2 separate regions of the Homo sapiens genome follow, and region 2 is linked to region 1. Evidence: chromatin contacts called from ENCODE Hi-C data. All regions are on one chromosome and are shown on one strand. Each heading gives the region's core, a stretch centred on a gene start or an enhancer-like site at or near the end of the contact. The rest is flanking DNA. Distances are from core to core; before and after follow the strand shown.

Region 1 (6,419 bases), core at 2,303-4,802:
GGACAGGGGAGAGGGCATGAGGGGACCCCTGAGCTGCTTCACCTAATCCAAGTACAAACACCACAGCACCAGGTAAGTTAGGTCAGGTGCACTTATGATGAGGCTGATATAAAAAGGAGGAAGCGGAAGTGGGAACTATTTTTAGTTTCTGTATTTCCCTAACCAGGGCAGCTGGCACAGGGATTGGCTTCTTGGTCTCTGATTTCCACTCCAGCACTTTGGCCATCAGAGGATCCTGTGTGAGCTCAGCTGAGCCAGCCCCAACACCCCCCAGCAGCTTTTGGTGGGCAGTGGCAGCGGTCCCTGTGCAGGGCAGGAGCCTGGGGAAGCAGGGGCTGGGTGCTGCTGGTCCCTGGAAGAAGGACTTCTACCCCAGTGCTTTGTGAAGAGGACATGAGGGCAAAGTACTAATTTGCCCCTAGGTAACATGTGTGCTGGGGTTGTAGGCTGAGGTAAGGGTATGAATTCTGCCTGAGGAAAGGCTCAGCCTGGAGTGTAGTCCTGCTGAAGGCCAGAGACCACACACTCCACCCAGACTCCGGATCTCCCTCCCCAGCAGGGGGATGGAGGCCCTGCCGCTGGGAGTGCTGGTGTTATGTGGAAGGGCTGGGCTTCTCCAGGGCTCCTGGGAGGCCTAAACATCTTGCAAGGTTTTGACGTTAATTACTATTATGATTGCTTTCTGTGTGTTACTGTTTTCCCCACACTTTAGCCAGCTAATGTGGAGCTACAGAAGGCCCTCGCCCCTACCCCTCCAGATGTCCCAGCCCATGACAAGCAGGAAGGCCGGGTGCTGGGAGACTTCCTGGGGCTGGATCTGACATCATTCCAAGCAGATGATAACCTGCCTTCCCGATTTCCAAACCCACAGCAAGACACCCTGGAGTTATTTATAAATGCGAGCCCCTGGGTGCACTTCTGACGGGACCAGCACCCTGACGGCCATGAGAGGGTGGAGACAGCGCACCCCGAGCTCAGGGAGGCAGGAAACTCTGGACCTGGAGGCCGGGCACCATGAGGGACACGCTGCAGGCCCAGCTGCTGCCGCCTGGGGCGGGGCTGCCCTGCAGGCTCCGGGAAAACCCAGAACCAGGCCGGATCAGCGTGTGTCAAGAGGCGGGGCGTGAGAGATGAGCTGCTTTTTTTCTTCACAGGGTTGGCAGGAACTGCAAATAATAGAAAGTCTTTAGGGTCTAACACGCTGCCCTGAAAACACTATCATTACTTTCCTAATGACTAACTGTGTCTTTCAGCCGGCGGGGCAGGCAGCTGAGGCCGCAGGCTCCCGCAGAGGACCGGGGGAGGCTGGCAGCCTGTAATCTGGGGGCGCTGACAGTGCTCTGCCCAGACCCTCGCGCCAGCTCCAGCTCCAGCACAGCAGCCCTGGGTCCCTCTGGCCCCCTGCCCGCAGAGTCCAGGTGTGGCAGAGGCCGCCCAGTATCCCTTCTCCTCCTCCTTTTCTAAAAACAGAGTCTCACGATGTTTCCCATGCGGGTCTCCAACGCCTGGGCTCAAGCGATCCTTCTGCCTCGGCCTCCCAAAGCGTTGGGATTAAGGGGCGAGCCACCGCGCCCGGCCCACCTTCCCTTCTGGTTCATTTCCAGTAAGGTCCTGTCCACAGCGTCCTTCCCAGCATTCCCACCAGGCTGCAGGCCTTGGCCTCCCTCCCCTCCATTCTCATTCTCCCCGAAACCGCCAAGCGCGTCCAAAGCACGGGTTCGCCAAGCGCCCCCCCCGCCCCACTCCACATTCCCTTCCCCGCCGACTCAGCCTCCGTAGCTCGCGGACGGCCCCTCCTCACGCCAGCCCAGGCTTTTTTTTTTTTTTTTTCTTCTATTTTAAGGTTGTCTTTTAATGACACAAGCGACATTTGGAGACAAAAGGACACATCTCTTCCTGACCCACCTCCAACCCCAGCTGACGGCCGCCCTGAGCCTGGCGTAGACGGCCCGGAACGTTCCCTGCGTGGGTTCCGTCCATCCCGAACCCCTGTCCCCGCGCCGGCTCCGGGGGTGCTCGGGGGGCCGCGTGGGGTCTGTGACGTCGCCTCGAGGCTGCATCCCGGTGACCCGGCAGCCCCTGGCGCTCGCGGGAGGCGGGCGGGCGCGGACCCCAGGCTTTAGGGCGCGATTCCTGCAGCTGGCTGCCGGCCCGAGGTTCTGGGGTGTCTGAGGTCTCGGGCGGGGCGAGGACGTTTCTCCGGCTCAGCCCCCCCACCTCCTGCCCTGCCGCCCCCCACACCCAGCTCCCCACGGACGCCAAGAGGCGCCTCCCACCCCGGCGAGGACCCGCGGGGAAACGGGGCCCAGGCGCGGCGACTGCGGAGGACGCGCCTCGGCCCCAGCGCCCTGGTCCTCGGGGCGTCCGGCTGCCCTTGCCCGAGGCCGGGGCGGGCGCTCAGCGCCGCGGAAGAAACGCCCGGGCGGGGACGCACAGCGAGGCGGGCTCCGCGGGAAGTACCGGGAAAACGGCGCGGAGCGGAACAGCCCGGAGCCAGCCCAGAGAAAGGGCGGCCTCCCCCTGCAGCCCCCGGGGCCCAGCAACGCCCCGCCCCAGGCCACGGCACGCGAACGCCGGGCGGGCGGAGGGGACAGGGCGGCGGGACCAGCGCGGGGCGGGCAGCGTCTGGGCACAGGCTCACGAGCCGCTCGGGGCCCCTGCCCGCCGGGCGCTGCGGCCCCAGCCTCCGGGCCGGGGCCAGGCCCACAGAGAACGGGAAGCGGGCGCTGCAGGGGGACCTTCGGGGTTGCGGCACGGCTGGGAATTCAACGGCCATTCCCGTCCCGTCGGGCCCACCCGCCCGCCCGCCAAATCCCCGCCCACCGCGGATCCGCCCCGTCCACCAAGGTCTCGCTCACCAACGGCCCGCCCCGCCCACCACAGGCCTGGCCCGCCCACGAAGGCTCGCCCCGCCCATCCACGGCCCTGCCCACCACAGGCCCGCCCCAAGCCTGGGCCCCGCCCCAGCAAGGGCACTAATCCCCTAACCCCCGAGCCCCGCCCACTGCTCTTGCCCTTCTCCCGCCCGCCCCGACTTAGGCCTCTCCCCGGCCTGGCCTCCCGTACTCAGCCCCGCCCCTGCCCCGCCCCCACCCCACCCCAAATGTGACCTGCCCCTCCCACTGCCCGTCCCCTCCCCGCTTCACTTCATTAGGCCCCCGCCCCGATTCTTGCCCCGCCCGCTCAATGTCCCGCCTACGACCCCGCCCACTACTAGTGACCGGCCCGCCCGTTCGAGGCCCCGCCTCCTCCCCGCCCAATGCTCGGCCCCGCCCCGCGCGTCATTGGGCCAGGTCCCCGCCCCGCCCCCAGCCCCACCCCCGCCCCTTTGACTGGAGTTGGCTTTTTCCAGAGAACTTTCCGGGCTCGGATTGGCCGCGCCGGTTGATGTTCCGCCCTTTCATTGGCCCGCGGCGCCCGCTTTCGCGAGCCTGCCCTTGGGCGGGGGCGGGGCCGGCGGCGGCGCGCGGCGCTAGATTGGTTAGCGGCGCAGAGGGGCGGGCCCGCGCCGCGCGCAGCGCTCGGGCTGGAGCGCCTGAAGCCGCGACCGCCGCCTCAGCCGCCTCAGCCGCGGTCGCCGCCGCTTCGGCTGACTTAGGCTCCGCCGCCGCCTCCTCACCCGCCTCGCCCCGACCCCGCCCGGGCCTCCCGGCCTCTCCCCGCCGGCCCGCGGGCTCGCCGTCCGGCGCAGGGCAGGTGAGTGAGCGGTGGCGGGCGGGGTCGGGGTCGGGCGCCCTTGCGGGTTACGGGGACCCAGTCCCCGACGGAGGCCGAGTGACGGGGCGACCCCGGGCCGCGGCAAACTTCGCCCGAGCCGGGGCGGGCGGGGGTCCCGGGCTGGGTCGCGCCGTCCCCGACCGCCGCCGGCGCCTGCGGCGGCCCGGGGCAGCGAGGGGACTCGCGCTCCCTCAAGGTGCGGTCGCCAGGCCTGGCCCGCCCGCCTCCGCCCCCTCCCCAAATTCGGAAGTTGCGGCGGGAAGCCGAGAACGTCTCGGATGTGGGTCAGAAAACGTCTGGACTACTTGAGGCTTCAGTTTCAAAACGGCACAAATTTCATCTCTTGATTGAGAAGAGATCTGGGGAACACCCCGGAGCGGCCGCGGCGGCTGGAGGGCGGCGGGGCGGGGCGCGGGGCCTCCTCCCCCTGGACGGCCGCCGGGAGAGCGCGGCCTCACCCCTCGGTGACCCTGCGGAGAGCCGCGCGCGGGCGGTGGGGCGCGCGCAGGTCTCTCTTGTTGCTCGCTGTGTTTTATTTTAATTTTGGGGGTGGTTAGAACGTGTTTCTTATTGTCCCCACACGTGTTCTAATTGGAAGTCTTGTTTCGTGAAAGAGTTTTTTTCTTTTTTTTGCCTGGTGATGTTTTCCAATTCCCTCCGCGCCACTCTGAAGTATATTACTGGCATAAGAAATTTGAAAGTTAACCAAAAGTCGGGTCCTAAATCTCGTGGCTCGGGGTTGGTTATCTTCCACCGTCCTTCAGAGCAGCCTGGATTTGCAGGTCTTGTTAGCCCTCCATGTGAGCCAGTAGCACTCTTAGTTGTTGAGTGTTTGTAGAGTGGGATTCGCCAGAAGGAATCTTGAGCAGCAGGGCCTTGCGGAGAGGCCTTTAGAGATTAGACTGGGCAACTTATAGACTCCCCCCATTTCAAAAATATTCCTCTGGCACAGGCCCTCACATATCCCTCTGAAATTGAACTCACTTTCAGGGGCAAACTGTTGCCCTTTTTCTTTTCTTTGGACTTTCTCAGATGTGGATCCCAAAGGAGTGTGCAAGGGTGCTTCCCTATTTAAGAGAACTAACTCCCAGTCCTCCTCATATTCAAGAATAATTCATCATCTTAAAGCGTGTCAGAGATACCTATTTTGGCCCCAAAAGGAGTGTTTGTAGAACAGTGGCACTCTAAAGGGATCATTTGCAAGATCTGAAAGGACCTAATTGATCATCACACGACAGAAGCAGAAATAGTTCTGGTGTTTTCAGGCTTGGAGATCTGTCAGAAAACATGGGGCCTTAAAACTAACAAGTGCAGTGACCGACTAACTGATGTCTCACTTTCGAGCAGTATTTTTTTTTTTTGCTTGTATGTAGATGCTGTTGTTTATACAGTGCAAGTTCATTACGAATGGTTTAGAACTTACGTAGCTTCACGTATTTTCTTAGTTGATAATATTATAAGGTTTTGAAAAAGTTTTGATGATAAATGGGGTCTTTATAACTGAAAAAAATGGACTCTGTCTAGAATTCAGGGCTTTTTGGCTGGCGTTGCCCCAGGTGCTGCTGATTAGTGGTGCTTTTGGACCTCAAAACATCACTTTCCCAGATATCTTTATAATGCTCATGGTGGGGGAAAACCCACACAGCTTTGTGGTTACGTTTTTAGCTATTTATGCGAAAAAGTTCAACATATAGTTGTATTTTGCTAGCTGTTTTGAAGAAGCTATTCTTTACCCTATTGTTCTGAGGAGGCTGACAGCATGCTGCATTTATAAATTTGAAAAAGCCTCACGAGCTTCTTGAACCAATCTAGCTATTCAGATTTGGATTCTGTGTATCAGTTTTGATTATTTCAGTTCCTGTGTCAATGGCAGAATCATTTCTATTTTTACAAAAGTCTCATGGCTTTATTGTAAAGGTGAACACTGAAACAGATTTTAGTAGATGTAAGTTGTGTATCCTCTCAGTGAAGAAGGCAGTGCTTTGGGCCATAACCAAGGAAAATACTTGCTCATGTATTGGAATTGCCCCAACTTAAACATTAGAATAAATGCTGTAGATTTTGGGGCAGCTCTGATGTCTCAGCTCTCATCCCTGGTGGCAGTGACTCAGAGGCAAGGCGTCATGGGCCCGCTGTCCATGGTGCTGAATCCGTGTCACCTGTTTCTCTCTCTCTCTCTCTCTCTCTCTCTCTTTCTCTCTCTCTCTCTCTCTCTCTCTGTGTGTGTGTGTGTGTGTGTGTGTGTGTGTGTGTGTGTTTTGGGGCAGGGGGAGCTCAAACTTCCTTTCCAGTGTACTTTAAAATTAATTTCAGAATTCATATTATTAAATAAAATTTGATCAGGGAAATTATGTTGAATGGGAGCGTGTCTTGAAAACACGCCATTTTATTCTTCTTTTTAAGGAGGATAATTATGCTACAACATTCAATTTCCTTTGCTTAGTCTTCACTGTCTCTCTAGGTGGGAGTTTTGTTGCTTGAGTATGGGCATCAAGTAACAAATCACTGACATTAAATGAAACCCTGTTTTCTTAACAACCATTCCTTTAAGAAAGTACCAGTTTGTTTTAGTTTGTTTTCTTTTGCTTATAACAGAATACCTGAAACTAGGTAATTTACAAAGCAAAGGAATTTATTTCTTATAGTCATGGAGGCTGAGAAGTCTAAGGTCCGGGGGCCAAAGCCACCAGCTCCACTCCCAT
Region 2 (6,419 bases), core at 3,920-6,419, 510 kb after region 1:
TTTTGCGGGGAGCAGGGCAGGGGCGTGGCTGGCACCCCCCACCTCTGCCCCGCCAGGAGCCCTGTGGGCCCCGCCCCAGCAGGCACCCCGTACAGGCTTCTGGAAACAGCCATCACCCTGAGTTGCCCTTGGGGAACCTGAGGCCCAGAGAAAGGAGTTGCCCCCTGGGGACCCCTCAGCAAACTGCTGCTCATGCTTCGCCGCCCCCCAGCACCACTGCCCCATCGCTGACGGGCGGGAAAGATTTTAATTCACCAAGTCTTCACATCTAACAAGTCCTCAAAAGCTGAGGAACAGCCCCAAGTCACCCACACATAAACTTGTATGCCACAAAAGTGAGTTTTACCTAAATTCAAAATAAAGTTGTGACAGTCCCATTTAAGATTAGAATTCATTCTGGGAAACCCATTCAGAACACGTTGGCTATGCGACCCCCACCCCACCCCACAGAGACGGACAGCAGCCGGGCGGGGTGGAGAGTGCCTCCCCGTGGCATAGAACCAGCAAGCCACAAGGCAAAGCCTCCTTCCGCAGAAAACCCCAGGAAGATGCCGGGCATTTTAAAGGCCTGGCTAAGCTAGCAGACAGGACATCATTCGAAACCAGACACGACCAGAAAGACGAGTCCGGAAAGGCCTGCCAGCCTGGAGCTGGGTCTGCCCTGGGGGCAACTGCCCCTCTCTGGCAGCCCCTGATGAGTGGGGGAGGTCTGGGGCCTTCAGAGTGGGGTCCGACTGGAGACCCCTGGAAGGTGACACCCCCAAGGATGAATTAGAAACAGCCACCCGCCAGAGGAAACAGTTGAGGTACTTCCCAGTCCCTGCCTTCCCTTTGGGTGAAGCAGGAAAAAAAAAAAAATCTCCTGGGAATTCCTAATCACAAGCCACCCTGACAGGGCTGCAGGCCTCACCCGACACCGAATTCACTCTTGTGTGGTTCCAGAACTCCAAGCCAAAAACTCAGCTTCAGGGGGTCCTGTGAGGCAGTGTCCACAAGCGCCAGCACAAACCCTCCTTGGAGGAGAAAACTTTGAACCCAGGTGTCCAAGAATTACCATAGATAAAATTCCACAGAGCATGCACTGGCAATCAAAAATCACACAACACAAAGCAAAGCAGCCTCACCACAAGGAGGCAGCACGCAGCCACGGGCACAGCCAGACCTGTGCAGGCCGCAGGCATGGGGCCCTTCAGGTAAAGAAGACAAAACCCCAGCCAGTCACGGTGGCTCACGCCTGTAATCCCAGTGCTTTGGGAGGCTGAGGCGGACGGATCACGAGGTCAGGAGTTCAAGACCAGCCTGGCCAAGATGGTGAAACCCCGTCTCTACTAAAAAAAAAAAATACAAAAATTAGCCAAGTGCGGTGGCACACGCCTGTAATCCCAGCTACTCGAGAGGCTGAGGCAGAGAACTGCTTCAATCCGGGAGGTGGAGGTTGCAGTGAGCCGAGATCACACCACTGCACTCCGGCCTGGGTGACAAAGTGAGGCTCCATCTCAAAAAAAAAAAAAAAAAAGAAGAAGACAAAACGCCACACTGGAAAGCAGACGGGGCCTCACACATAAGAAGACAAGGAAATGTGGAGAAGCGACAGCTGCTGCTTAGACAGAAAGGATGACGTTGGAATGCTGTCACTGGCTCCTAAAACTCTGGAATTTCAGTAATAAACAGGTATTTACCTACTCAATACTTTAAACACCTTCAAGTACTCCCCACAACGTATTAATTGCAAAAGGAAAAATAGTAACATTGCAGTGAAGGGTCCAGGAGGAAGGGGGTCGCCTTGGCAAGTGACGGGTCCACGTCGGCACCCTGAGAAAATGAGCATCATGGGGAGTCGGCGTCTCTGAGGAGGACACAATACCATCTATGCTTTTCCTGCCAAAAATGCGTAACTGGCTGGGCGTGTTGGTGCACACCTGTCGTCCCAACACTTTTAGGAGGCTGACGTGAGTGGATTGCTTGAGTCCAGGAGTTTGAGACCAGCCTGGGCAATAGAGCAAAACCCCATCTGTACAAAATTAGCCAGGACTACATAGTGGTCCTTGCCTGTAATCCCAGCACTTTGAGAGGCTGAGGTGGGAAGATCACCTGAGCCCTGGAGTTTGGGGCTGCAGTGAGCTGTGATTGTGCCACTGCACTCCAGCCTGGGTGACAGAGCAAGACCCTGTCTCAAAAGAAGTAACAAATTAAATTAAAATAAAAATGCACAACTACATCTGGCCACAAGCAACATCAGACTAGTCCCCACTGAGGCGCTTTTAAAAGTCTGTCCTTTGAAACTATGTCAAGGTCAATGAAGGACAAGGAAGACAGGAACAGTTGGAAGAAAGGAGAAAAGGTTGGCTCAGTGCTCTGTGTTACGTGAACTGGATCACGGATTGGAGGAGAAATCGCTATGATGGGAATCACTGGGACACTGAAGCAATTTGATTATGGCCTGAGGATTATTAGATACTAGGATTGTATCAGTGTTGAATTTCCTGATTTTGATAATTACACTGTGGTTATGTAAGAGAATGTCCCTGTTCTTAAGAAACACAGCCTTAATAAATTAGGGGTAAAAGAGTACAATGTCTTCAACCCAACTTTTAAATAGTCCGGAAAAAAATATAATATGATTATACACAAATAAATGGGGCAAAATGCAAGCACTTGGAAAATATGGGTGGGAGGCAGGAGTGGAGGGCCACCTGTATCTTCTCTGTAAGAAATTATACAAAATGTAAAGTCACAAAAAATTTTGTTAACAGCCAAGAATACAACAGACAAGGCCACAAACGCACCAATGATTGAGGCTGGGTTTTGGAAAACCACTGTGAATCCAGAGGAAAGGAGTGGAAGAGAAAGTAAAGACGGAGGCAGAGAAGACATCAAAGCTGCTGCAGCATCACGGGGTCCTACAGCTAGAGAACTAAATAACTGGGTCAGCGATCTAATAGAAGAAAATATGCCCGAGACTAAACAAGGACGGAATCCACAAGTCACGAGAGCTAAATCAGTAAAAACACAAACAGACAAAACGTCCCCAAAAAATCCAGTTAAGTGGATTGTGCTTATTGCGAAAAACACACCTAAAACAAAGTGACCTTGAGTGAAAGGACAGACCAAGGCGGACAGCGGCTCTGCAGTGACCTCGAGTGAAAGGACAGACCAAGGCGGACAGCGGCTCTGCAGACGCTGCCACACCCCAGCAGGACCTGAGGCCCCGGTGGAACCCAGACTCCAGAAGCCTTGAGGCCCAGGTGTCCACAAGACAAAAGGAATCACTTTCTGAAGGAGCCGCTCCGTGGATGGGGATCTAAGTCCCATAGCTAAAGGCACACACATCCATGAGCTGCCAGTTCCAGGGGTGCAGGACGCCCCGATGGAGGTGGTGAGAGGAGGCACAGGCCCCTCCACGGGAGCATGGCCGGCCCAGGAGGCAAGACCAAGCAGAAAGGGTGGGGTGTCCTCTCCGTGGAATTTGCACAGCTGAGCATATCATAGGTCACAAAAAAACCTCAATAAGGTGTCCAAAATAAAAAGTGAAATCTCATCTTCTGAACACAAGTCAATAAAATGAAGGGGGAGGAGGGGGAGGGAAGCTGCGCCCCAGGGCTGTGAGCTCCGCCACCGCCTCCCCACCCTCCCTGCACGCCCCTGTCCGACCCTTCCTCGGCAGCCCGGCCCACCAGCCTGATCCGCTGCTCCTCCTCCAGGATGAAGAGGTTCTCCTTCTCGCAGTAGAAGGCGGCCGCATCCAGCAGAGCCTTCAGGGGCACCAGGCCCACCAGCTGTGAGCCCACCACTGGGAGGCTCAGCTCCTGCCAAGGCACAGGCAGCGTCACCCCCTGGGGGCTGGCTGGAGAATGGCCCTGGCTGGAGGATGTGGGGCCCCCGCCCTGCCCACGGGACAGATCGGCTCGCCCCTCACAGCAGCAGCGGCTGCTCCCGGGCTCACCTGTGCTTCTCGGCAGGTCTCCTCGTAGACCGTGTGCAGTGCCGTGACCTCAAAGTCCAGAAGATTGGTGGACACCTGAGCCAGGTTCTTCTCATCCAGGTACCAGCCAATGCCCTGAACTTTCTTCAGACGTCCTGGCTGCAAAGGAAGAGCGTTCCCCAGCCTGGACTAGGAAGCTCATCCTGCCTGGCCCTGCCAGTCTCTCCTGGCACTTGCATTCCCCAGCTGGACGGGGAGGAGCCTGTGCCTGGGTGGGTGCTGTGGTTCTCCTCCGTCCCTCACTGAGCTGGCCGGGGAGGGCCAGAGAAACTTCGCTTGCCACAGGGAAACGGAGGCCCCAAGGGTCAGACACCGGAGGCCCACCCCGGCAGGCCCCCGCCCAGCCTAGGCCCTGCCTTCCAGCCACGCTGTGTCCTAGATGTTGGGGGAATGCTGAGGGGTGGGGCCCCAGGCACCCCCATGCCGTTCTCCCATCCCATCTGCTCCGCTCCCGACAAGTCCCCTCAGCCCCGCACTTGTCGGGGTGACTGAGTCCACGTGGGGGGACTCTGACCTCTGCCCTTGGCCGGGGCCTAAAGCAGGACTTAGAGGTCCCTGTGCTTTTGTGCTGAGTCTGCAGGTCGGGAAGCCGGGTCCCAGGACCTTGGCTGTTTGTGGGACCGGGGTCTCTGAGTGGGGAACAGATGGGCAGGTGGTCCCCCCCGCTTTCTCCGGGTATCTATACCCGGAGTGACGCTCAGACCGGGTGACCACTGCTGTGCAGACGTGGAGGGAAAGGCCTGGGGGCACCTGAAGGTTTGTAGGGGTGTCGGGGCTCCCAAGGCATCTGGAGGGATATGGGGGGCCCCTGAGGGCACCTGGGACTCCGGAAGTCGCTGTTTCCCAGCAGTATGGAAATGCTGCCACATGTTAACAAAGGGAAGTCCTGCCTCGTTCCCTGGAAAATCCCCAGGAGGCCAGAGCTCCCCAGCTTCACTCCGCCCCTGACCTGCCGACCTGCGCGGTCCCCGCACGGTGTGGACGCGGAGGCTGGGCCGGTCTGCAGGTGGGAGGCCGAACCCTGTCCGGCCGGTGCCCCATCCCCACCGACCTCCCCGCCTGAGGCTCTCAGCCTCTAACCCTTTCCCGAGGGGCTGGGTGGGGCTCCATGGGGTCAGTGAACGGGGTCACCTGGTCCTTCCCGCGGCCCTGCTCCCGCAGGTTGAGCGCGATGCGGTGGGCTTGCTCCTTTGTGCCGAGCAGGTTGATGTTAAAAGCAATGAGGAACTTCCTCGCCCCCGTGGCCGTGGCCCCCCAACTGGGGACAAAGGAGCTGGGACCAAAGTCGGGCGCCCAGTCGGCCTGCTGGAGCTGTGAGCAAGTTCGCTCTGGGGTGAGACATCCCCCACGGGAGGGAACAGCCCCCCGGGGTCCCGGGAAGGAGGGGCCCGGCCCAGCCACCCCAGCCAGGACAAAGGGGCAGGTCCACCTCCTTCCCAGGCCCGACCGCCCGGGGTGGGGGCACCTTCTTAGGGAGGGCCTCGTACTCCCCGGCCCGGATGGCCGGCAGGGTCCGGCGACTGTCCATCCTGGCTGCCTCGCCGTACAGGTAAACTGCAGGAGAGCCCGGCGGTCAGGCCTGGACCGGCAGGGGGTCCAGGACTCAGTTCCTGGAGGACGCAGGTGGAGGGGCTCCCTCCAGCCTAACCCAGGAATGGGCCTCTACTGCACCCTCTCCTGGGGAGTGCCCGTTCTCCGCCTTGGATGGATGCGGGTGGTCCCAGTGGACCCTCAGTGTGGGCCAGCACCCCTGCCCACCCCCTCCTCAGAGGGCCCTGAAAAGGCGAATTGCAGGGTTAGGATGGAACATGTGGGACATGCTAACGGCAGGACGTTCATGCTTCTGTTTTCTTTGTATGATAAACAGAACCGCAAGCAACCACATAAATATAACGGCAGAGAAGAGGAAAAACTCGTGAACCCGCACACCAGTGTGACTGTGACGTGGGCCCTGCGTCGGGATTTCCTTCGGGGGGACTGGCATGACCGTGACGGGGGTTACGTGTGCCCTGCATGCCGGCGTGACCGTGACGGGGGTTACGTGTGCCCTGCACGCTGGCGTGACTGTGACCTACGTCCCTGCCTCGGGATTTCTTTCCAGGAGCGCTGGGTTGGTGCAGCCTAGGGGTGGGTATGCACTTTGTCCCGTTTGTCTCTGTTTGTTTCATATCATTTTCTTGATTTAGTTAATTTCCCAAAGTGAAATTATTCTGCTCTAGAAGGCGTGGACTTTAAGGCTCTTGGTTTGCCTGTGCAGCTGCTCTGCGGTGTAGTCTGAGGAGGCCCCGGGCCTGCACGGCCGCAGGCGAGGCTGCGTTTATTTCGGTATTGAGGGAGCTGCGCTTCTGCATGTTGGCTTTTTGGAACACTCTGCCCTTGCAAGAGCAGTCAAGGGCAGGGAACTGGGGGATACAGAAGGAGCCAATAACCCACACCA

What was found. Hi-C counts contacts between places; a loop is a spot of excess contacts on that map. Pooled maps may share reads with other maps.
Region 2: a loop to region 1 is called in a pooled map, with 2.5 times the contacts of the local background. The contact joins the promoter of FTCD-AS1 here to the promoter of PCBP3 in region 1. A Hi-C loop is called at or near these places in 6 of 50 pooled maps.

Annotation. Positions count from the first base shown.
Region 1 is chr21:45,640,173-45,646,591 of GRCh38, forward strand. It overlaps PCBP3 (poly(rC) binding protein 3), which reads left to right and starts at 3,553. Exons shown (of 18, transcript NM_001384156.1): 1 at 3,553-3,696. RefSeq lists silencers at 2,758-3,747, 4,068-4,207.
Region 2 is chr21:46,146,445-46,152,863 of GRCh38, forward strand. FTCD-AS1 (FTCD antisense RNA 1) reads left to right here and starts at 5,170. Exons shown (of 2, transcript NR_170989.1): 1 at 5,170-5,315; 2 at 5,850-6,203. FTCD (formimidoyltransferase cyclodeaminase) reads right to left here. Exons shown (of 14, transcript NM_206965.2): 4 at 5,448-5,536; 5 at 5,114-5,293; 6 at 3,944-4,081; 7 at 3,675-3,806. RefSeq lists enhancers at 5,387-6,090, 6,091-6,419.